Regions from separate parts of the Homo sapiens genome. Here region 2 is linked to region 1. The links are chromatin loops, found by intact Hi-C in ENCODE. Cell type or tissue: chondrocyte. All regions are shown on one strand. Links, peaks and the distances in the headings refer to the core of each region. The heading gives the core; the rest is flanking DNA.

Region 1 (11,706 bases), core at 4,513-7,012:
AAAGGAGAGGTTTTTTTTTTTTTAACACTTGTGGCTGGAACTACTAGATATTCACATAGAAAGACATGGGCCTCAGACCTCTCTCACACCACCTGCAAAAGGAATTCAGGATGCGTCATAGGCCCCCATAGAAGAGCCAGAACCGTAAGGCTTCTAGAAGAAAAGAAGGAACTGTCTTTACAACTTAGGGCAGACACAGATTTCTTGGAGATGGTGCAAAAAACACTGGCTGGATGTGGTGGCTCATGCCTGTAACCCCAGCACTTTGGGAGGTAGAGCCGGGAAGATTGCTTTAGCCCAGAAGTTTGAGACTAGCCTGGGCAACAGAGAGAGACCTCGTCTCTACAAAAAATAAAAAGGTAGCTGGATGCAGTGATGCATGGGACAATAGTCCTAGCTACTTGGGAGCCCCAGGCAGGAGGATCACTTGAGCCCGGGAGGTCAAGGCTGCAGTGAGCAGTGATTGTGCCACTGCACTCAATCAAGCCTGGGGGACAGAGTGAGATCTGTCAAAAACAAAGCCCCAAAAAACCCAAAAAAAACACTATCGGTAAAACAAGAAATTGATAAATTGGACTTCATTAAATTTTGAAATGTTCTGCTTACCAAATAACAATCCAACAAAATGGAAGAGGTAAGCTACACACTGGGGGAAATATTTGCAGAAAATATATGTGAAGAGGCGTCTTTAGAGAACTCCTGAAAATCAACAATAAAAAGATGAAGAACCCAAATCAAAAGTGGACATGAGATTGAACGGCCAGTTGACAAAAGAAGATACACAAATGGCCGCTCAACACATGAAAGGTGCTCACGTTATGGCCACTGCTGGTCAAGGCAGGTTCAACAGGTGAAGCCCCATCAAGATAATTCACCACATCAACAGACTAAAGAAGAAAAACCATATGATCATCTTGTCATTTATGTATGTATTGAAAAAACACAATGGAAAATAGCAAGTGTTGATGGGATGTGGAGAAATGGCCCTCACACACTCCTGGTGCTGGCGGGAATGTAAAATGGTGCAGCTGCTGTGAAAACAGTTTGGCAGCTCCTCAAAAAGTTAAACATAGAGTTGCCTTATGACCCAGCAATTCCACTCCTACATACCTACTCAAAAGGACTGAAAATCTGTGTTCACACAAAAATCTCTACAGGAATACTCCCAGCAGCATCATTCATGATAACCAAGAGTGAAAATAATCCAAATGTCCATCAACTGATGAGTGGATAAACAGAATGTAGCACATCCATACAATGGCATAGTGTTCAGCCAGAAAAAGGAGTGAAGTGCTGATATGCACTGTAAGAGGAATCAAGCTTGAAAACATCATGCATGGTGGAAGGAGCCAGACATGTCCAGAATAGGCAAATGCACAGAAATAGAAATAGGGTCGTGGTTGCCAGGGTCTGGGAGGAGGGGGAGATGGGGAGTGGCTGCTGGTGGCGCTATGGGATTTCTTTTTGGAGTGATGAAAATGTTTTGGATTAGAGGCGGGGCACGGTGGCTCACACCCGTAATCTCAGCACTTTGGAAGGGCGAGGAGGGTGAATCACTTGAGGTCGGGAGCTGGAAACCAGCATGGCCAACATGGTAAAACCCCGTCTCTACTAAAAATACAAAAATTAGCCAGGCTTGGTGGCACACGCCTGTAATCCCAGCTACTCAGGAGGCAGAGGCAAGAGAATCGCTTGAACCTGGAAGGCGGAGGCTGCAGTGAGCCTGGGTGACTGGAGTGCCGTGGGGAGATCTGCACTCTAAAATACTCTGTCTCAAGAAAAAAAAAAAGAAAATGTTTTGGATTAGGTAGTGATGACGATTGGATAACCTTGGGAATAAACTGAACAACAATGATTTTAAACTTTAAAATTGTGACTTTTATCATATGTGAATTATATCTCAATTTTTAAATAATCTTATAACTAACATTATAGTGAAAGATTGAATGCTTTCCCCCTAAGATTGAGAACAAGGCAAGGATGCCCTCCCTCCCCACCCCTGTTTAACATCATACTGGAGTCTCTAGCCAGTGCAATAGGCAAGAAAAAGAAAGAAAGCACACAGATTGCAAGGGAAGAAATAAAACATTATCTTCTTGCAATGACATAATTTTTTAATGTAGAAAATGCAAAGAGCTACTAGAGCTAACAAGTGAATTCAGAAGAGTCACTAAGTATAAGGTCAATATACAAATATCAATGATTTTTCTATATACTAGCAATGAATAATTAGAAATGGAAAATTTTAAATACCATTTACAATTGCATAAAAAGCTCATTAAATTCTTACTATAAAGAAAGTGAAAAGATAACTCACAGAATGGGAGAAATATTTGCAAATCATATATCTAATAAGGGCTTAATATCCAGAATATATAAAGAACTCCTACAACTCAACAACCCAGTTCGAAAGTGGGCAAAGAACTTGAACAGATAATTTTCCAAAGAAGATATGCAAATGTCCAATAAGCACATGAAAAGATGCTCAACATCACTAATTAATAGGGAAATGCAAATCAAGTCCACAATGACGTACCGCTTCATACCCATTAGGATGGCAATTTTCAACAAAAAGGGAAGTAACAAATGCTGGTGAATATGCGGAGGAATTGGAGCCCATCGTGCATTGCTGATGGGAATGTAAAATGGTGCAGCCACTGCAAGAAAAAAAGATAACACTTTAGTTTTTCTTTAAAAAGTTAAACAGAATTGACATATGATTCAGCAATGTCACTTTCAGGTATATATCCAAAAGAACTGAAAGCGGAGACTCAAATGAACACTCGTTCATTGCAGCATTATTCACAATAGTCAAAAGGTGAAAATGACACAAATGGCCATCCACAGATGAATGGACAAACAAAATGTGGCATTGCCAGACAATGGAATGCTATTCAGCCTTAAAAAGGAATGAGATTTTGATACATGCTAAAACGTGATTAAACCTCGGGGACATTATGCTAAATAAAATAAGTCTATCACAAAAGGACAAATATTGTATGATTCCACTTACATGAGGTACCTAGAGTAGTCAAATTCATAGAGACAGAATTGAATAGAGGTTCCCAGAGGCTGGGGTGGGGGCAGAAGTAGGGCACCATTGTTGAATGGGTACAGAGTTTCTGTTTGGAATGATGAAAAAGTCCTGGAAGTGGGTGGTGGTGATGATTGCACAGCAATGGGAATGGAATTCAGTGTGAATGCCACTGAACTGCATGGATGTACGTGCCCCAGCCAGGGATGAACAAGCTGGTGTGTTCGTAAATGGACACTACCCAGCGGTAAACAGGAACGAGCTACTGACACCTCCAACAACACGCATGAACCCCAAATGCATTATGCGAAGAGAGAAGCCAGATTCAAATGACCATGCACTGCATCATTCCATTTATGTGGCATTCTGGAAAAGGCAAAAATATAGGAGCAGATCAGGGTGACCAGGAGGCAGAGTTGTGGGGAGGGAGCCTATGATGGGGACACATGGGAATTTTGGAGGCGATGGGCTTGTCATATATCCCGAGGGTGGCAGTAGTTACATAACTGTATGCATTTGTCAAAATGTGCAGAAATATACATTAAAAAGAATGAACTTTACTGTGTGTAAGTCATGTGAAAAAGACTGGTAGGAGTGCAAAATGGTTGAGTCATTGTGGAAAACTCTGGCAGTTTTTGAAAAGTAAAGTGCACATTTATCCTATTACCTAGCAGCTCCACTTCTCCCAGTGTTTCACCCAAGAAAAACAAAACATTTGTTGACAAAAAGACTTGCACAAGAATATTCATAGCAGCCTTATTCACAGCAACCAAAACCTGAAACAGCCCTAACTAATGTTCACTAACAGAATAGATAAGCAGTTGCTGGTGTATTTATGCAACAGAATACTACTCGACAAGAAAAAGGAACAAGCTGCTGATCTACACAGCAGCACGGGTGAGTCCAAAAACATGCTGAGTGGGAGGGCCAGGCATAAAAGAGCTCAGATTGCACGACTCCATTTCTGTGAAGTTCAAGAACACGTAGAATGACCTATCGGGGGAGACTGCTCTTTCTGTGTCCCCAGAACTTTGCTGTGTTTTTAGGACATTGATCACTGATGACCTTGGTAGAGGATGTCACAGGCAGGAAGGGACAGAAAGGACTTTCTGGAGCTATAGGGAATGTCTGCATCTAGATTACAGTGTTGGTTACGTGGGTACAGACATTTGTCAAACTCACAAATTGTATGCCTGGAACTGTGCATTTCACTGAATATAATTTTTAACCTCAAAGAGAAAAATAATGTCTAGTGACAGAGTCAGAAAGCAATTATCTGGTTGGGGAAGGGGGCTGATGGGGTGGAGACACGAGGGAACTTTCTGAGTGATGGAAATGTTCTTCATATCTTGTTTGGTGTAGTCAAAGCTCATCAAACTGAACACAGAAGAACTGTGTAACTTATTGTATATAAACTACACCTCAGCACAAAAGAATGTAAAATATAAAATAAATAATGCTGCAAAAAGAGAATAGTCAATAGTTATCATATTTAAAAAATAATTTTTAAAATGTTTAATTGTGGTAAAAAAACACATAAACTTTACCATCTTAGCCATTTTTAAGTGTGCAGGTCAGTAGCGTTAAGTGTATTCATACTGCTATGTAACAGATATCTAGAACTTTTTCATTATCCCAAACTGAAACTCTGCACCCATTAAACAGCAACTTCCACCACCCCCTTCCCAGGCCCTGGCCACCATGCTTGTATTTTGTCTCTTTGAATTGGACCACTCTGGGTACCTCATGTAAGTAGAATCACACAGTATTTGTTCTTCTGTGTCTGGCTCATTTCACTTAGCACGATGTCTTTAAGTTTCATCCATGATGCAGCTTGTCTCAGGATTTCCTTCCTTTTGACGGTTGAATAATATTCCGTTGCATGCATGCAGTACGTGGTGATCATGCATCCACCCATCGATGGGTATCTAGGCTGCTTCCACCTCTTGACTACTGTGAATAGTGCTGCTATGAACGTGGGTGTGCAAATATGGCATCATAATTTTTAAAAATGAAAAACTAGGGCAGCAAAGATTGACTGTCTGGTCACTTTTTCCTTCCTTTTCTGCATTGTTCAGAGGCCAGCACAGGAACAGAGGACGACACCCATGACCAGCACTGAATCCGACAGTGACCCTGGGTAAGCAAACGCTCCTGCTTTTCCAGAGGCTGAAACGTGTGTCTTTGGAGCCAATGTAGAAATACAGCCGGAGGTTATTTCAAGCCAAAAGACAGCAAAGGTCGTCTCCTGTGCGTTTCCAGGGGCAAGACCCTCTGCACTGTCCAGGGAGGAGGCTCTCGTGCCCAGTGGTTTCTGCAGGCAACACTGGCTCCCGGCACGGTTTGCTCCCCAGATGGCCCCATCTCTATCAGGAGGCGGTGCAGGAAGGCCTGGGGAGAGCGGTGTGCGCCCGCGGCCACCAGGGGGCAGGCGACACGACAGTTACCGGGCACTGACAAACTCCGCACAGTTCCCGCTGAGACAAAGCACCCCTGGACTGGCTCCCCTGCTGTCCTCACCCCCACTCCACCCACCGGGCCATCTTCCCACATTCTGGCTTGCGTGGAGGTTCTCCAGCCACAGCTGTCAATAGAGGATTGGTGAGACCCTGGGGGAAGCCCTGAGGTTTATCAGCGCGCCTGTGGGTTTGCAAGCGTGTGCGTTCTATGAAGCTCTAGAGGAGGTGAGCTGTGGCCAGTGCAGCCCAAGCGTAGGGCTTTCAGAGCCCATGGTAACAGTTATGTCATTTTTGCCTGCCCTGCGTACGCCCCAGCGCAGGTGCGGCTTCCTGTGTCCCTGAACAATGCCCTACAAGCCCAGGGGAGAGCGTGAAGCTCAGCTCAGCTGAACTCGCAGCTACTTAGCTAGGGAGGCTATGAACATGGCTTCCAGATTCCCCACTCCTGAGATAGGATGGGCCTGCACATCCCCCCAGCCTCAGAAGGACCCTTTTTTGTCATAGGCCAGGGCGAATCTTCACCTCACTCCCTCAGGAATAAGAAACGACACTTAGGTGCTTCACACATGTCATTCACAAGCTCTGTGAGTCAGTGGCCCGTGGTAGAAACTGCTGCTCTACTGTGCCTTATATTTTTCACTCATTCTAAAATGAGCTATGGGATCTTGGGCCCACTCATTACTTCCACTTATCAACTGCATTTGGCCTATTTCATTGCTAGGACTTCTATTTTATAACCCCTTACATGGGACTTGCCACCAGATAGACTCTTTATACCATGATCCAGTTCAATTTAATTCACCGCGCATTTACCAAGAGCCTGCGTGTGCCTGTCCTTTCCCAAACAGCAGTCTGCTCAGATGTGTCCGATAGCCCCTCATTGGCTACGAGATGAATCACAGAGTTTTTAGCACGGCTCGTGCAGCTCCAAGACCTTCCAGCCCGGTGTGCCAGCCCAGGGTGAGCCTCCGCCAGGTGCCAGCTGCTGTGACTGTGGCCATTCCCCTGGACCCACTTGCCTGCCGCCCACGCCACCCCCTCCCGCCGGCCACACGGGCCCCTCGCTGATCCTGAATTCGCTGCACATGTTCATGAGGACTCCGTGTCCTCGTTCCTGTGGTTTCTACTGCTTAGAGTTCTTCTCTTCCTCCACCTAAAACCCACTCCTCTTCCAAGACCCAGCTCAAGAGGGGCCCTCCTGCAGAACCTCCTGGAACCCCCACGCCAACATCACGCACTGCTCCTTCTGCGTGCCCTGCCCTCGGCTGCGTTTCCACAGCACTCACCACTGATGACCTTGTGTACCTGTCTGTGTTCATGCGTCTCTCCGTTTGCTTCAAACTGTTAACTTCTTGAGGACAGGAATGATGTTACACCCAGCTCAGAACCTAACTATGGTAAATATAAAAGTAATAAGAAATGTTTAATATGAGCGCTCAATATGGCCAGCAGTGGTGCTAAGTGCTTTACATATTGAAAGGGTCCTGAATATGCACCCCCAAATGTGCCACTTTGGCATAAGGATTATTTTGAGCTGAGGAAACTGAGAATGGGCATATGCAGGACGAGCTGTCTGCCCTCCCCTTTCCCATGTGAAAGCAGGGCATAAACTCCCCTGTGAAGGTTCCCCCTCTCCACGCCAGGAGGGGAGAGTGACTCTTCTCACTGGAGAGGGAGTGAGCGTGAACAAACCTTGCTAAACTCACCCTCACCTTCTGTTAGCGTCCCCCATATGTTCCCAGCCACCTCTCCATGATTTGCCGTCCATGAAGCCCAAACCCCCTTTTCTCTGTTAAAATGGCAGGTAAGCCCCTGAGTCTAACCATTCCTTTGAGTTTCACTTGTTTTCTGTAAATTTTCATCCACATAGAACATTTATTTAAACAATTTAAATTATTTAATTCATTAAGTTTTGTAAAGACGGGGTCTTGCTATGTTGCCCAGGCTGGTCTTGAACTCTTTACCTCAAGCAATCCACCTGCCTCAGCCTCCCAAAGTGCTGGGATTAAGGGTGTGAGCCACCGCACCACTCAGCCACATTAATTTTTTTAAAATTGTTTGCCTTTTTCCTGTTTATCTGTCTTTTTAAAGTTTAATTTGCAGGGCCCCAGGCACTGAACATAAGAGGACAGATGAAAAGTTCTTCCACTTAGAAAGTTGTGACAGCCACAAGGGGCTCACTCTGGAGGCTGCAGCCGAGGTCTCAGGACACTGATCATGCTGACGAAAGGAGGAATTCTTACCACACCAGCCCCCCACAATTCTGCTCAGAATCTGGTCAAGCGAGAGCGGTAAGACTGACTCCAGTCTTGGCCTTGCACCTCCCCTGAGCGGCTAGAGCTTCTTCCTCCCATCACTCCTCCTTGCACGGCCTCTTACCACTGCATTTATTAAAAAGCAGAGAATCTGGAGGGTGCTGATCCTGGAGCACAAGCCCACATCCACCCAGCTGCCCTGAGGCTCACGAGAGGCAGAAGAACCGTGAGCCACGCTGAGCCGAGCCCACTCTTGAAAATGTCCTCAGTAAAGCCTGATTGGTGTCCGCACTGCAGGACACTGCGTTACTTGCATTTGCAGGTGGTGCCAGTGGGGACAATTGCCCCCCACCCCTGAATATGGGTTTTTGGGAGTGTGGACCAGCTGAGCTGATCGGGGGCGGGCAGACTCCCTCTTGTGCTGGTGGACAGCTTGCCTGGTTGGGGTTGTCACTGACCATGTGGAGATGGGATTGTGTTGAGTATCACAGAAGCCCTTGACGCGGAAGTGTGCAGGAGCTTTGCGGAAAGCAGAGTCCATCTCCTTGACCCTCCTGGCTGTTTGGATGTTCGAGTCCCCCGCAGGGCATTTTCCTCATGGCTGGAACAGCCTGGCCCTTCTCACTGGAAGCCTGTTTTCAGGAAATATTCTGCTCAGGGGATCATTGTGGGGAGACTGGGCTCATGCCCCATCACAGAAGAGACTCCTCTGGGGCCCAAATGCAAACTGGAGTAGCCCAAGGAGGCTGAGGGAGCTTTCCTCCACCTCAGCCATCTGCCCTCGACTAAGGAAGGTAGGAGGGGTTACAGGGGTGGCTTCTAATGAATGAAGGTCCTGAATTTGTTCCTCAGCCTGAGCCTATCGAGAGGAATGGGATAGACTTCGGGGTCTTTATGTTTCTTGCCCCAGAGACAAAACAGCAGAAAAGTGGACCAAATTTTTACCCAGATCTAAAACAGACCTTTATAATAATGTCCAGAATCTTCAGTTATGGGTGGTAGAACACTTCCCCTGCTGAGAATTATAACATAAATGAATTATTAAAAATTATAATTTCATAGTCTTTTTTTTTTCAAGACGAATTGTTGCTCTGTTGCCCAGGCTGGAGTGCAATGGTGTGATCTCAGCTCACTGCAACTTCTGCCTCCTGGGTTCAAGTGATTCTCCTGCCTCAGCCTCCCAAGTAGCTGAGGTTACAGGCCACGTCTGGCTAACTTTTTGTATTTTTAGTAGAGACAGGGTTTCACCATGTTGGCCAGGCTGGTCTTGAACTCCTGACATCGTGATCCGCCCACCTCGGCCTCCCAAAGTGCTAGAATTACAGGCATGAGCCATCGTGCCTGGCCTACATGGTCATCTTTTACAGACATCAGATAGCTGATGATATACCAAGCATGGAATGGGGCCGGGGTCTCGAGGGGAGGGTTTTAGGTTATTGTGACAAGGTCTGCTGTTGCTGACTCACTTTGGGAATTTCCTGAATACAAAGTTTGCACCATCAGACAGCCACTGTCAGGTCAGAGAAAATAGCAGGCGTGTGGTGGATTCAACTGATAAGAAAGTTCAAGTAAGTAACTAGACTTGACCTTAAGAATGTTATTAAAATTGTGTAGGATGTCTGAGTTTTAACCTGCCAGCATAGAGAAACCCTGTTGAACACATGAATGAAACTAGTAATTGAGCTAAACTAGCCACAGAGTAACTCGTTCATGGCTGGTGGGGATGCAGATGGTGTCAGCCCCTTTGGAAGACAGATGGCAGGTCCCCGCCCAGCTATACATGTGCTTTACACCCATCCCACAGTCACATCAGGTGCTCACCCACATGGGTTGAAAACGTGTGTCCACACAAAGCCTGTGCGCAGACGCTTATAGCAGCTTCGTTCATGATTGCTAAGACCTGAGAGCAACCAAAAGGCAGTTCAGTGGATGATAAACCAAATGTGGTACATCCATGCAATGAGGTATCGCTAGTGATTCAAATAAATGAGCTGTCAGGCCACAAAACAGAATGGAGACAACTTAAATGCATATTTCTGTTTTTTTGTTTTTTTTTTTTGGTGCTGTGACTCAGATTAAATTATATTTAATTATATTAAATTAAATTAAATTATATGCATTTAATCTGAGTATATATATTTAATCCAAGTTCAAGCAATTCTCCTCCTCAGCCTCCCAAGTAGCTGGGATTACAGGTGCGTGCCATCACGCCGAGCTAATTTTTGCATTTTTAGTACAGATGGGGTTTCATCATGTTGAAAAGGCTGGTCTGGAACTTCTGACCTCGTGATCTGCCCATCTCGGCCTCCCAAAGTGCTGGGATTACAGGCATGAGCCTAGCCTAAATGCACATTTCTAAGTGAAAAAAAGTCAATAGGAAAAGGCTGTATAATTCCAGCAATATGGCATTCTAGAAAAGCTAGAATTATAACAACAGTAAAAAGATCGGTGGTTACCAAAGTCCAGGCGTGGGAAGGAGGCCAAGCAGGAGTTTTAGGGCAGTGAATCTACTTGGTGCATAATGGTGGGTCCCTGACATTGGATTAATAACGTATCAATATTTATCAATATTGGTTTCTACAGTTTTATCAAATGTACAACACGAATGTGAAATGTTAAAATAGTGGAGACTGTACAAGAATATGGAAATAAAAACTATACGGAGTGAGGGTGAGTCCAGCTGGTGCAGGGGCTGGGGCATCGGGCATAGGAAACTGCAGGTTTGGAGGCCGGGAGGCTGGAGCAGCTGGGGCGGGTGAGGCCAGCAAGTGCTTGAGCTCTTGGCCCAAAATCCAAGCTGCAGCACCAAAGTAGCCTCCTAATGGGCAATACTCCTGCCTAGTTATATGTACACGGGCGATGTGGTGAGCCCTCAGGAAAGTGACCTCGAACCACAGGGTCTTCCAGAGAGCTGTGAGGAAGGGCGGGGGTGCCGCCTCCTGCCCCTGGACTCTGCAGTCCTCCCGAGGGGCTACATGGGCCTCTAAGGAGCTGCTGGTAGCGTGCACTTTGGGTTTAACTCCCTCCTGCCTCAAATTGTGGCCTGTGTCCTCATCAATTCTTCCCACTCTGTTCACTGTGGGCATTATTATGTTTGTGTAAAGAGATAGCATTGTGATGCAATGTTCCATTTTGGATTCATAATGCTCCATACATTTTATATGCCTTTTGGGCATTCATACAGATTCTTTGGCCACGTGGCCATATAAAGCCTTCCCCCTTTTCACGGAGCAGCCCCTCCTGGTTCCACCTGCGTGGTGCTGCTCTTCTTCCTGCATCCTCCACGCTGACCCACGTGCTGACCAGCGCCACCACTCACAAGGAACAGGAAAGACCCTCAGGACTGGGGGCAGCACCCTGTGCCTCTGGGACTCCAGTGGGTACCGTGGGCCGGGCTCTGCAGAGCAAGATCAGCTGGGGAAGGCTCCTCCAGTCCCGGGTCCCAGGAGCCTGCGGTGGCTGATGTGCCACAACTCCATCCATGACCCGGTGCCTGAGACCCCTGAAGGAAACTCCTCTGTCTGAAAGCCCCGCCCTGGATGGCCCCGGGGTGACCCTGAGAGGTGAGGGCGGCCCTGTGGGAGGGCCCTCACCCAGTTCAGGACTCTGAGGTGCCCTCCCAGCTCCAGAGCTCAGCATAGAAGGGGCTGAGTTTGCTACAACTGCATCACACCGAGGCTGATTCTGGAAGTTCCACAGCCACGGGAGTGCCTTCAAAGCAGGAGTCAGCAGAGGGGGCAGAAGCACTAAGTTGCTGCAACAACACCTGAGAGTGCAGACAGGAGGGGCCCAGTCCCCACCCCTACCTGAGAGTGCAGACAGGAGGGGCCCACCCCCAACCCCCACCTGAGAGTGCAGACAGGAGGGGCCCAGTCCCCACCCCCACCTGACTCCCAGTGTCAAGTGCCCTGGGGAGAGCTGCGCCCACAGACATCCTGCAGCTCCAAAACCCAGTCTC
Region 2 (11,706 bases), core at 5,878-8,377, 160 kb after region 1:
ACCTTTCAAAGCCGATCTGCCGGAATGTCTTTTCCCATGTTGAGCCTGTAATGGAAGGGAGAGACATAATCAGGGCACATCAAGGACTCAGATAGTTTTGTTCGGCTTTTCCACACACGCTAGATATTTGGTTTTATGTTTAGGTAGGATGACTGGTTTTTCTTCAAATGCATTACTCCCCACCTCCAGTCCCAGATGGCCTTTGTAGAGTACAGAAAATTTAATAAAAAGTCCGCATATACAGAAGTCGAGTCCACATAGGGATTTAAGTGCATATAACCTGCAATGTGGCCAGCCGCAATGGCTAACGTCTGTAATCCCAGCACTCCGGGAGGCCAAGGCAGGCAGATCACCTGAGGTCAGGAGTTCGAGACCAGCCTGGCCAACATGGCGAAACCCTTTCTCAACTAAAAATACAAAAATTAGCCGGGCATGGTGGTGGGCACCTGTAATCCCAGCTACTCAGAAGACTGAGGCAGGAGAATCACTTGAACACGGAGGCAGAGGTTGCAGTGAGTCAAGATCGCGCCATTGCACTCCAGCCTGGGCGACAAGAGCAAAACTCCATCTTGAAAAAACAAAACAAAACAAAACAACAACAACAACAACAAAATCTGCATGTGACAGAACTCTCCATGCCAACCCCTCTGGTAAAGCATTAGGCCACGCCAATAATTCTCTAAAAATCTAAGTGTGTCCTGCTCAGCAAAATATGGTGGAACTCTCCTGTTAAACATAATCAAACAGCTGTACGTTCTAAAATTCAACTTGTAATTTTGTGGAGCAATCTGGAAAGCCAGGTGACACTGAAGTTCCAACACATCACCCACCATGCCTTTATCTTACCAGTGTTGACCACAGAATTCACATTTCCTTTTTTTTTAAGCTAAACATGTTAAATCAGAAGAACACAAAAATGCTGTTCCAACTGATATCAAGAACAGTATATCCAAATCCATAAGAGAAGGACAGCTGGGTATAAAAAAGATGTTATACAATTTTTCTATGTAATATTTCTTCCCTACGTCACAGGCATATAATAATTTTCTGAGTACCTGATATAAGGAAAAGTGCTAAATTTTAGGAAAACCTTTTTAATAAAAATTCGGCATTTACCAAAAGTAAGGATTTGTGCTAACCCGTGCCATTTGTTTACATTTTCCTGATGCTTAGTCAATGGTAAACATATTTTGATTTCAGTAACTATTGCAGGTAAATACCCATCTACCCCTAAATTCATAAATTGTGTTGTGCACTAGTTGCTTGATAATCACAGCAGGTAGTTATTGATAATTACTGCCTTTCTGATAGAGTTACTTCTGTCAATAGGAAACGGTGGGTTCAGCACTGAGTCCCCAGCTAAAAGGCAGCTGAAAAGCTACCTGGCTTCTTTTCCTAAAGTCAAATTAAACTCGTACGGTGCTTAGGTTTATTTCTTGAGAACTCTGCCTCAAAGGCTTCATCTTCGGATGGCCAGTGTCTCCTAGACATTAGGCTTCCTCAAGAGGAGTAGGAGGCCCCAGGGCCAACTCTCTGGCCTTCTCTAAGGACTGAACTAGTCCCAGGAGATCATGATCATGGGGTTTTGCCAGGGGACCTGGGTTCATACTAGTTGGTCATGATGGAGTGTTTTAAATAATTTTGATAAATAATAAAGGACTAAATTTCGGATGTGGATTAGACACACAAACACATTTAAAGCAGATTCAGGCTTATATTCTCACATGAAGTCACTCTTCTCCGGCTGAATTCCAATGTGTTTTGCTGAGTAGGAGTAAAAAAAAAAAACACAGAGTTTGAGCTAACCAGCCCAGGAATTTCTCTTGGCCCCTGGCCCAGGGGAGTGGGTCCCATGTGAATGTCTTCTGACCTGTGAGTCACATGCAAAACAATTAAGAATCCCTTTTTCAGGAATTCTTTTTAAAAATATTGTTATTTTTAATTGACACATAATAATTGCACATATTTATGGGAACAGTGTGATATTTTGATACATGTGTACGATGTGTAATTCTCAGACAATTATTCTGCCCCTGAGATCCTAGCAATTAAGAGACTGGCAGAGAATACATAACCTGCGGAAGCCACAATGTGTTCAAGGCCAATGACAACTGCCTGCCTAGACTACAAGGTGGGAGAGATGAGAGTCTCCTGCCAAAATGAGAACCAGATGGCCAAGCACAGGCCAAGTGTGGAGGGTCCCCAGAGGGAAGGATTGGACGGTGAGGAGGTTGAGATGCTGCTCGCCTTGACTTCTCTTGCTTCATGGAAGAAACAAAGCACCTTTTACATTTTTCTGCATTTCCATTGTTTTCTAAGATATTTTCAGTATTATTCCTATTTTTTGTTTTTAATAGGTTCAATTTTTTTCTTAATAGGTTCCATTTATTATTCAGGTAAATTTTTTAATTTAAATGATTTTGCTATACTACATTGTCAGGCTTTTTTAACAGGGAGTTTTAATTTAAAAATAAGCCCCACCTTCCTATTTCTGTGAAATGTAAACTTATTTAAACAGGCAGGACAAGTCAAAAGGTTTCGATGCAAGACACTCAGTACTCCTGAGAATAAACATTAGGCCACTCAACCAGGCACAACAGCAGTGGCAGAACGACTTCTTTCTATTCACCAGAAATCAACTTAATAATTTCAGTGTCTGACATACCACAGGCTCATCATTTTTTGCCATTGATACTTTCCTAACCATCTTAACATGCTAGGTATGAGACTAGATATATTAAAATATGGTTTCTGCCCTCAAACTCCACATACCCTAGAGGTTTGGATTTTTATGCCTTTTGTGAGCACTTAATCATGATGAAACAAGAAACACACAATAAATGGAACAGACATGTCCAGATCCTTTGGCACCACGAATATTTCTGGCAGCCCATTATTCAGTTGCCAGGGAATTCTTTTAAAGCCATTAACCATGCTTTACATGGTAAGGTAATACTATTCACTTTCGCCAAAGCAGTCCAACAAGGGGAAAGAAGTAGCTGGCAGACTTCATTGATTCAACACTTTTTAAATGAGATTTATAATATAGAGAAGTTTAAAACATGTTGTATTTTTCAGGGAAACCGAAACAGCAATAATAATTAAAAGGAAAATATATAGCATGCAGAATGGATGTCCAGTCATCTCTCAGTATCCACAGGGAATTAATTCCAGGACCCCTGTGGACCCCAAAATCTGCAAGTGTTCACATCCCTGATCTAAAACAGTGTAGAATTTGTATATAACCTAGCATCCCCTGCATACTTCAAATCATCTGTAGATTAATTATAATACATAGTAATATATATAAATGTTATGTAAATAGTTGTTATATTGTACTTTTTTTACATTTGTAGTGTTTTTATTGTTGTATTTTTTTCAAATACGCTTTTTCAAATAATTTTGATCTGAGGTCAGTTGAATTTGTGGGTGCAGAACTCATGGATACGGAGGGCCAACTGTAATTCATAGAAGGGATTTTTTCCTTTCAAATCTTAGATGAAATAGTTAGAAATAATGAACTGTGATTCTTCACTTTCAGAAACTGTCCTTTGCAGATCCAGTATCCAGTCAACAGAATTGAAATGCAGAGTGGAAGATGGCAGAGTCCAGACACGGTAAACAAACCTTGGACTAAATTGCATTCAGCTGCAGAGCAGGTCCCAGTGTCTACCACGTGTGTCCAGGGTGACAAACCAGCCTTTAAGCTCCTTTCAGGTAGGATGTTTCCTCCTGAATAAGTAAACCAGCCATCGCTCCTTTACGAATGAATCCAGCTCTGCCTGTCCATTCTCCTCTCACCCTCCCTCTTCCACCCTATCTACCTATCAACCTCTGTGGCTTCCATTTTCCCTCCTCTCTAATAACATTGCTGCACCACAATTAGCTACATGGGGTCAAGATGGAACCTCTGCCAGTTTCTGCACCTATCTGGTAGGAAGCTCTCTCTCCTCAGCTGCCAGAAAGCCAGGCTCACCCATGACCAAGTTTGCTGCCACATGCAACAGCCTGTGTGTAAGAGGGAAGAATGGGTCACGTGTGCAGAGGGAAGCAGGGATGGAGAGAGGAGGCTGACCCCTCATGGCATCCCCATCTGCCTCTGTGCACTCCATCAGGATGCCCTCGCCTTCCCTCACTTCCCAGTTACAGGGAAGAAAAAATAACCTGGGTCACCTATTCTCATTTTAAGTCGGGGCTCTGATACCTGTATCTCAAAGAGCACTCAAGATAGACAATGAAAATAAGAACAATTCCTTGAGCATCCAAATTTTAGGTTGTGAGGAAAGCATGTTTAACAATTTCTAGGCCGGGCGCGGTGGCTCACGCCTGTGCTCCCAGCACTTTGGGAGGCCGAGGCGGGCGGATCACAAGGTCAGGAGATTGAGACCATCCTGGCTAACAAGGTGAAACCCCGTCTCTACTAAAAATACAAAAAATTATTCAGGCGTGGTGGCGGGCGCCTGTAGTCCCAGCTACTCGGGAGGCTGAGGCAGGAGAATGGTGTGAACCCGGGAGGCGGAGCTTGCAGTGAGCCGAGATTGCGCCACTGTGCTCCAGCCTGGGCGACAGAGTGAGACTCCGTCTCAAAACAAACAAACAAACAAACAAACAAACAATTTCTAGCCATCTTTAGTCCTATTTTAAATCAAGAGTGGCATTTCCCCCAAATTAACATAGCAATGAAATAGTTTACGGTTATTAATCCCTTACCAAGTAGGTGCTAGCTTCCTATATATTAGCTAACTTAAGCTTCTCAAATACTCTGTGAAATTAGTACTATTACTACATCCCCTTTTCAGGTGAGGAAACCAAGAGTTAGAGATTAGGGACCCCAGAGCCAATGTTCTTATTTATTCATTGTATTGTCTTATCTTGGGGACTGTGTTCTAGTCTCCCCTTCCTTCTCCATATTCCTGTTTTTATTCTCCTCCCTATCATGCGTCTTCTTCCTTCTACCATCTGGTTATAATTAAAAAAAAAAAAAAAAACTGGACCCCTGGCTCCCTCCAGGCCCAGAGCAGCCGCAGAGGACAAAGGAGCACGTCGGCGCCGGGGAGGGCCGGTCCTCCGGCCGCCATGAGGCTCCGGGCGCCACTGGGCCCGATCCGCGCTCCTGCTCGCCCGGGCTCTGGGGCGGCCCGCTAGGCCAGTGCGCCGCCGCTCGCCCAGCAGGCCCCGGCCGGCAGCATGGAGCCGCCCGGACGCCGGCGGGGCCGCGCGCAGCCGCCGCTGCTGCTGCCGCTCTCGCTGTTAGCGCTGCTCGCGCTGCTGGGAGGCTGCGGCGGCGGCGGCGGCGGCGCCGCGGCACTGCCCGCCTGCTGCAAGCACGATGGGCGTCCCCGAGGGGCTGGCAGGGCGGCGGGCGCCGCCGAGGGCAAGGTGGTGTGCAGCATCCTGGAGCTCGCGCAGGTCCTGCCCCCAGATACTCTGCCCAACCGCACGGTCACCCTGATTCTGAGTAACAATAAGATATCCGAGCTGCAGAATGGCTCATTTTCTGGGTTAACTCTCCTTGAAAGATTGGACCTCCGAAACAATCTTATTAGTCGTATAGATCCAGGTGCCTTTTGGGGACTGTCATCTCTAAAAAGGTTGGATCTGACAAACAATCGAATAGGATGTCTGAATGCAAACATATTTCGAGGACTCACCAATCTGGCTCGGCTAAACCTTTCGGGGAATTTGTTTTCTTCATTACCTCAAGGAACTTTTGATTATCTTTCCTCATTACGGTCTTTGGAATTCCAGACTGAGTATCTTTTGTGTGACTGTAACCTACTGTGGATGCATCGCTGGGTAAAGGAGAGGAACATCACGGTACAGGATACCAGGTGTGTTTATCCTAAGTCACTGCAGGCCCAACCAGTCACAGGCGTGAAGCAGGAGCTGTTGACATGCGACCCTCCGCTTGAATTGCCGTCTTTCTACATGACTCCATCTCATCGCCAAGTTGTGTTTGAAGGAGACAGCCTTCCTTTCCAGTGCATGGCTTCATATATTGATCAGGACATGCAAGTGTTGTGGTATCAGGATGGGAGAATAGTTGAAACCGATGAATCGCAAGGTATTTTTGTTGAAAAGAACGTGATTCACAACTGCTCCTTGATTGCAAGTGCCCTAACCGTTTCTAATAATCAGGCTGGATCTACTGGAAATTAGGGCTGTCATGTCCAGACCAAACGTGGGAATAATACGAGGACTGTGGATATTGTGGTATTAGAGAGTTCTGCACAGTACTGTCCTCCAGAGAGGGTGGTAAACAACAAAGGTGATTTCAGATGGCCCAGAACATTGGCGGGCATTACTGCGTATCTGCAGTGTACGCAGAACACCCATGGCAGTGGGATATATCCCGGAAACCCACAGGATGAGAGAAAAGCTTGGCGCAGATGTGATAGAGGCGGCTTTTGGGCAGATGATGATTATTCTCGCTGTCAGTATGCAAATGATGTCACTAGAGTTCTTTATATGTTTAATCAGATGCCCCTCAATCTTACCAATGCCGTGGCAACAGCTCTACAGTTACTGGCTTACACTGTGGAAGCAGCCAACTTTTCTGACAAAATGGATGTTATATTTGTGGCGGAAATGATTGAAAAACTTGGAAGATTTACCAAAGAGGAAAAATCAAAAGAGGTACTTTTCTAAATTCAGATTTGTAGCATACAGTGTCAACAAATGGTAGTGTGACAGAGTTCAATCTGTATATTTTAAGGCCTGTTTATGTTTATCATATTTGAACTAAAAGCACGCTTTTAAATTTCCAGAATTTTGTGGAGATACTTCTGCCTCTTCTCTTATAATGACCTGTTTGTTACTGGGACTGGGAGAGATGAACTCTCAGTTCCTGGACATTAAGGTCCAGAGATATAGCAGAGGTTGCTGGTGAGAAAGTAGTGCTCTGCCTCCACACTGTGGCTTAGGCAGGGCTGCTTAGCTCAGCCTGCTGGATTTCTCTTCTCCACACACCCCTGAGCTCATCTTTTGTAACGGGAGTTTTAGTCACCCAGATCTTGTAGTAAATTCCTTTTAATTGTCCTTGTAATGTCCTAGAGAAATGAGAGGCTGTTTAGGCGCTTTTTTGAAATTCAAAATGATTGGACTATATAAGTTTTAAAAATGCAGTGAATTCTACAAGTGGTGTATTTTACCTTAACGGGACCACATTGAAACCATGATATGCTTGTCCACATGATATCTTCTAGGGGAAAGAAATTGACAAGCACAGTTTACAGAATGAATGAGCAGCAAATTAATGCTTTGAATAATTTTTAAGGGGCAGAATTATTGTGTTCTTAAGCTTTATGTTTAAAGCTTTGTGAGAACTTTATATGTACAATTTCTTTTGTGATATAATCACTTATAAAGAAATGAATTATAGAGGTAGAGGGAACCTCAAGCAAGTTGTAAACTGAAGCCCACGCTTAGGTTAGGGCAGGCCTGAAAACAGAACCCAAGATCCCTGACTCATCCATAAGAGTTTTCTGTAGCATCACATTCACCTTCTCATACAATGTGGCCCTGACTTGCAATTCTAAAAGTGCTTTGTATACAACTGTGGGGAAAACACTGGGCTGAACAAAACCTGCATATTTCTTTATGTAGAACTTCTCAGATCCATTAATATTGCTAAAATGTAAATAATAAGCCTTGTTTTCCTAAATCATTCTAATATATTTTTATATATCAATTATATATACACACACTTATATATCACATATATATTCTAATATATAATATATATTTAGATATATCTAATATGTATATCACATATTTATATAACTAATATAGATATATTCTTATATATAATATATATATAAGAATTAGTATCTTGCATTCTGGTAATAAGTTTTTGGAACTGTGGCCCTAGTGCATTAGGCACTTTACTTGATAGGATGTAGTTATTAAAGGAAGGAAAATAGATATATGTATATAAACGAGACTTAGGCAGATGGGCCACCTCACTTGTCAGCGGGATAATATTTCATTGGTTTTCTGAACTTCAGGGGCCATGATTTTCTAATAACTGCTCCTGATACTTGTGTCTCCAGGGCACAGCCCACTTTCCTGCAGTGAATGTTCCTTGCACTGGGAGAGGCCGTTTGGATTCTGGCTCTGTGATTAATATTGTGCTCCATTGTTGCTTAAGATGATGGGTTAGCTGCCCACAGGATTAGCAGTCATTTCTGGGAGTGGGATGTTTCTAGTTACTAGAATAATTGTAATGACATTTGGAATGTGGACATGGAAGAACATTCGCCATCGAAGAATACATATTTATGATGTGACCCTGTTTTGCTCACCTCTCAACTTGAGCAACATGGTGTCCAGAGGTGTATGTTGAACTGTTTGCCAGCGTGTGGAAGAATGGTTGACTGCGTTGACGGGTTTCTTAGGTGGAAGCATCGTATTGAACTGGAAGTAGACGTGATTTCATTAGTTATTAATTAACCATGGGCTTATTCTTCATTTATCAAATGGGGATGCTATTTTCTCTGTATAATTTGAAAAGTGTATGTGCACAAATACAGGTGAACAATTTTGCAAAATAGTTGCAAAGCTTGGTTATCATTTTATTAGGTTATGAAATAAAACATTTTTATGACCTCAGATGCTAAGAAGGAAGTCCTTTTAAACAATCACGAGTGCATCAGTTACTTCTGTAAAAATTTACTGTGAAGAAGATTGCTGTCACTTTTACTGGTTAACATAGGACAGAAAAGTTATGGTTATCTTTGGAAGCAAGTGATGGCAACTTATTAACTGTCAGCACAAGAAACAGGAAAATATTCAGGATTGAATAATTGAGATATAAATGTAATAATATTGTGTGTGATGCAGTGACTGACATACAGTTCTTTGGCAATTTGAACCACAGGCCATAGGTTTCACCATTTATTAGTGTAGTGAAAAAAAAATTAGGAGGCTTAAGGGCTTCATTTTAAGTTAATTACCACAGCATAAAATTATGCCAAGTTATCCTAAAATGCACCTAGCTTAGATAGAGAAATAATTAATTAAATTGATTTTTGTATTATGTCTGAAAGTTATTCTTTTATGGGTGATTTCATAACTAAAGTACTGTGGGGAAATAGCTTTTTAATCTGTGATTGAGCCTGGCCAACACAAGCTGGCACTCTGTTGTCTCAGGATAGGCATTAAAAGCTCTCAAACTGCCAGATCTAAGTGATATATTTAGTGGATCCTTTTAAAAACAGTTAAAGGTTGTCTGTCAGGCATCAGAAGTGTCTGTTATGTATTTACTAAAGTGATTTTTCTTATGAAAATAGTATGTGTATTTTATAAGATGGGAAAATTAAATATAAAGATTAGATCTGAAAAAAACCCACCTTTTTTATTCCACAAAGTTTTAGTGTCTGATGATGAATTCTGGAAGCCTGTGAATGCCTATAGAAGTTCTCTGTCATCAAACCTCCTTGCACACGACCTTCCATCCAGGCCCTGAGAATTCTCCTGTGTTAATTTTGTTTAACACTCCACAAGCACAGGGAGAGTTCGTTCTGTACAAATATACATAGCCAAAGGTCATTCACTAATATACTCTCAACAGCTGATGGAAAAAGGGCAATTATTTTTTATTTCCTCTAATTTTTCTGCAATAGTGGTTTAAAACCATAGGGCTTTGTTATTACTTGAAATCAGACATCTGAATTCTAGTAACAGCTCTGCCTCTGGTTATCTTTATTTCTTTAGACAAGTTACTCTTCGGTCTTTCTCCTCCCTTAATATAACACAAAAGGGTTTTTTTGTTTTGTTTTGTTTTGTTTTGAGACGGAGTCTCGCTCTGTCACCCAGGCTGGAGTGCGGTGGCACGGTCCCAGCTCACTGCAACCTCTGCCTTCCAGGTTCAAGCGATTCTCCTGCCTCAGCCTCCCGAATAGCTGGGACTACAGGCACGTGCCACCATGCCCAGCTAATTTTTGTATTTTTAGTAGAGACGGGGTTTCACCATGTTGGCCAGGATGGTCTCGATCTCATGACCTCTTGATCTGCCCACCTCGGCCTCCCAAAGTGCTGGAATTACAGGTGTGAGCCACCGTGCCTGGCCACAAAAGGGTTTTTAACAGGCTCCTTTCATTTTGCAGTTTTATATTTTCATGAACATCATCACTGGAAAAGCAGACATCTCTGTCTTCATATTGTAAATTCATTATTCACTTGGTCATCATGTTTCTTCATTGATTACTTTTACCAATCATTCTTTCAATTGATTCATTACTCAATTTTTACCACAGAAAAAAGTAACTTCGTTTTCCCTCTAGGTTACTTAATGTAGTGGTAAAACTGGTGGTCAAAGGAGGCACAGTTTTCATCTAATTCAACAGTTTTTCATGAAGCATGTCTCAGCCGCTGAGAGCCACCTGAATGTGGACCTGCCCCTCTGCTTCTTCAAAATAATTAGCAGAAAAGGATTAATAATTCATGGAAGTGGTGGTTTTTTGCCAGCATATTCCTATAAAAAGGGAAATATTTTCACATACTGTAGGGGCTGCCAGGCAGCTGAACATGTGGCCTGGCACGGAAATTGGTGATAAAACTAAAATATCAGGAAATTGTACCACTCATAACTTTTCTGCCAGAAGCTTCATTTACATTATTTTTAACTCTTGAGAGAAAAAGATTTTCATATCTAATCAAAGGAGCCAAGACTTTTTACCATGCATTGAACATTGAATTTTAATGTGAAATTCTAGGAGAAAAATAGATTTTTCTTCTCAATTAACCAATAGTGACATTTTACTTTGCCAATATTAAGATGATCTTCTGTTAAAATTTAGCTGAAATCTGTTTAACCCCAGAAATGGCTGCTCTAGTGGATGATATGTACTCGAGTAACACAATTTTCTCAGCAAATTAGTAATTTCAGCCTTTTGGGTTAAATGGTGAGATCTATAAAATTTTCCAAGTCCTATTTCCCACACGAGATTTATCATTAATAGATTAAAAGTAATTGTAAAAGATAGAGGTAAGACAAAACATTATTTATCATCCCTTAATTAATAGTTTTCATATTTAATGACATTATTTTTTAAAATATCATTTTCACATCTACCTAATTCCCTTGCAATGTCTATTTTCCCCTGATCTGATCATAAATATCTAGATGGCACCCCCTTAAGTATATGACAATTGCTGTTGTTTATATTTTGCTTTTTATCAACCATGTATCCTTTGTCAGTTTTCATAATGTCTTAATATTTTATCATTGTATATGAAGGGTAGGTGATCCCTTCATAAAAGACAAAAGTCAGAATTCATCAGTCTCACTATCAACATGTGTTCAACAGTGCGCTTTTCAAAATAAATAGCTTTATATTTTTCCTTATTTGTAAAATATCATGATTTACAAAACATGAAAATACTAAAAATCTTTTATTTTTGCATAGACACTCCCACACACTAAGACCAGCACATATAAAATACGACCACTCTATTGTGAATCCTGCTTTAATTACATATTAATATATAATTAACTGTATGTCTATAAATATAGTCATGTAATCACTTTACTGCTTATATAGTGTTCCATAATTTAACAAAATTTAATTTCTGATTAATATGTAAATTTATATCTACAGTTTTGCTATTATACATAAGAATGCGATCAGCAACTTTACCTATATCTTTGAACATTCATTCAATTATTCCTTTAGGGCAAATTCCTAGAAGTATGATTACATGTAT

Evidence for each region. Hi-C counts contacts between places; a loop is a spot of excess contacts. Peaks named below come from ENCODE experiments on the same cell type or tissue, not always from the same donor. Only the 100,000 strongest peaks of a DNase experiment are listed, where the experiment ranks them.
Region 2: a loop joins it to region 1, with 4 times the contacts of the local background. A loop is called at or near these places in 14 of 110 quality-filtered maps.

What each region holds. Positions count from the first base shown.
Region 1 is chr18:12,231,137-12,242,842 of GRCh38, reverse strand. LOC124904253 reads left to right here and starts at 11,681. Exons shown (of 1, transcript XM_047437982.1): 1 at 11,681-11,706. RefSeq lists a silencer at 5,469-5,548. In chondrocyte, for the core only: CTCF peaks have their summits at 5,246 and 5,453 (motif pointing right); no DNase peak of the experiment used is centred there.
Region 2 is chr18:12,070,136-12,081,841 of GRCh38, reverse strand. It overlaps the pseudogene ADGRA3P1. Among named protein-coding and RNA genes, the nearest start is that of ANKRD62, 18 kb to the left of the region's middle. RefSeq lists a silencer at 5,134-5,303. In chondrocyte, for the core only: a CTCF peak has its summit at 6,905; no DNase peak of the experiment used is centred there.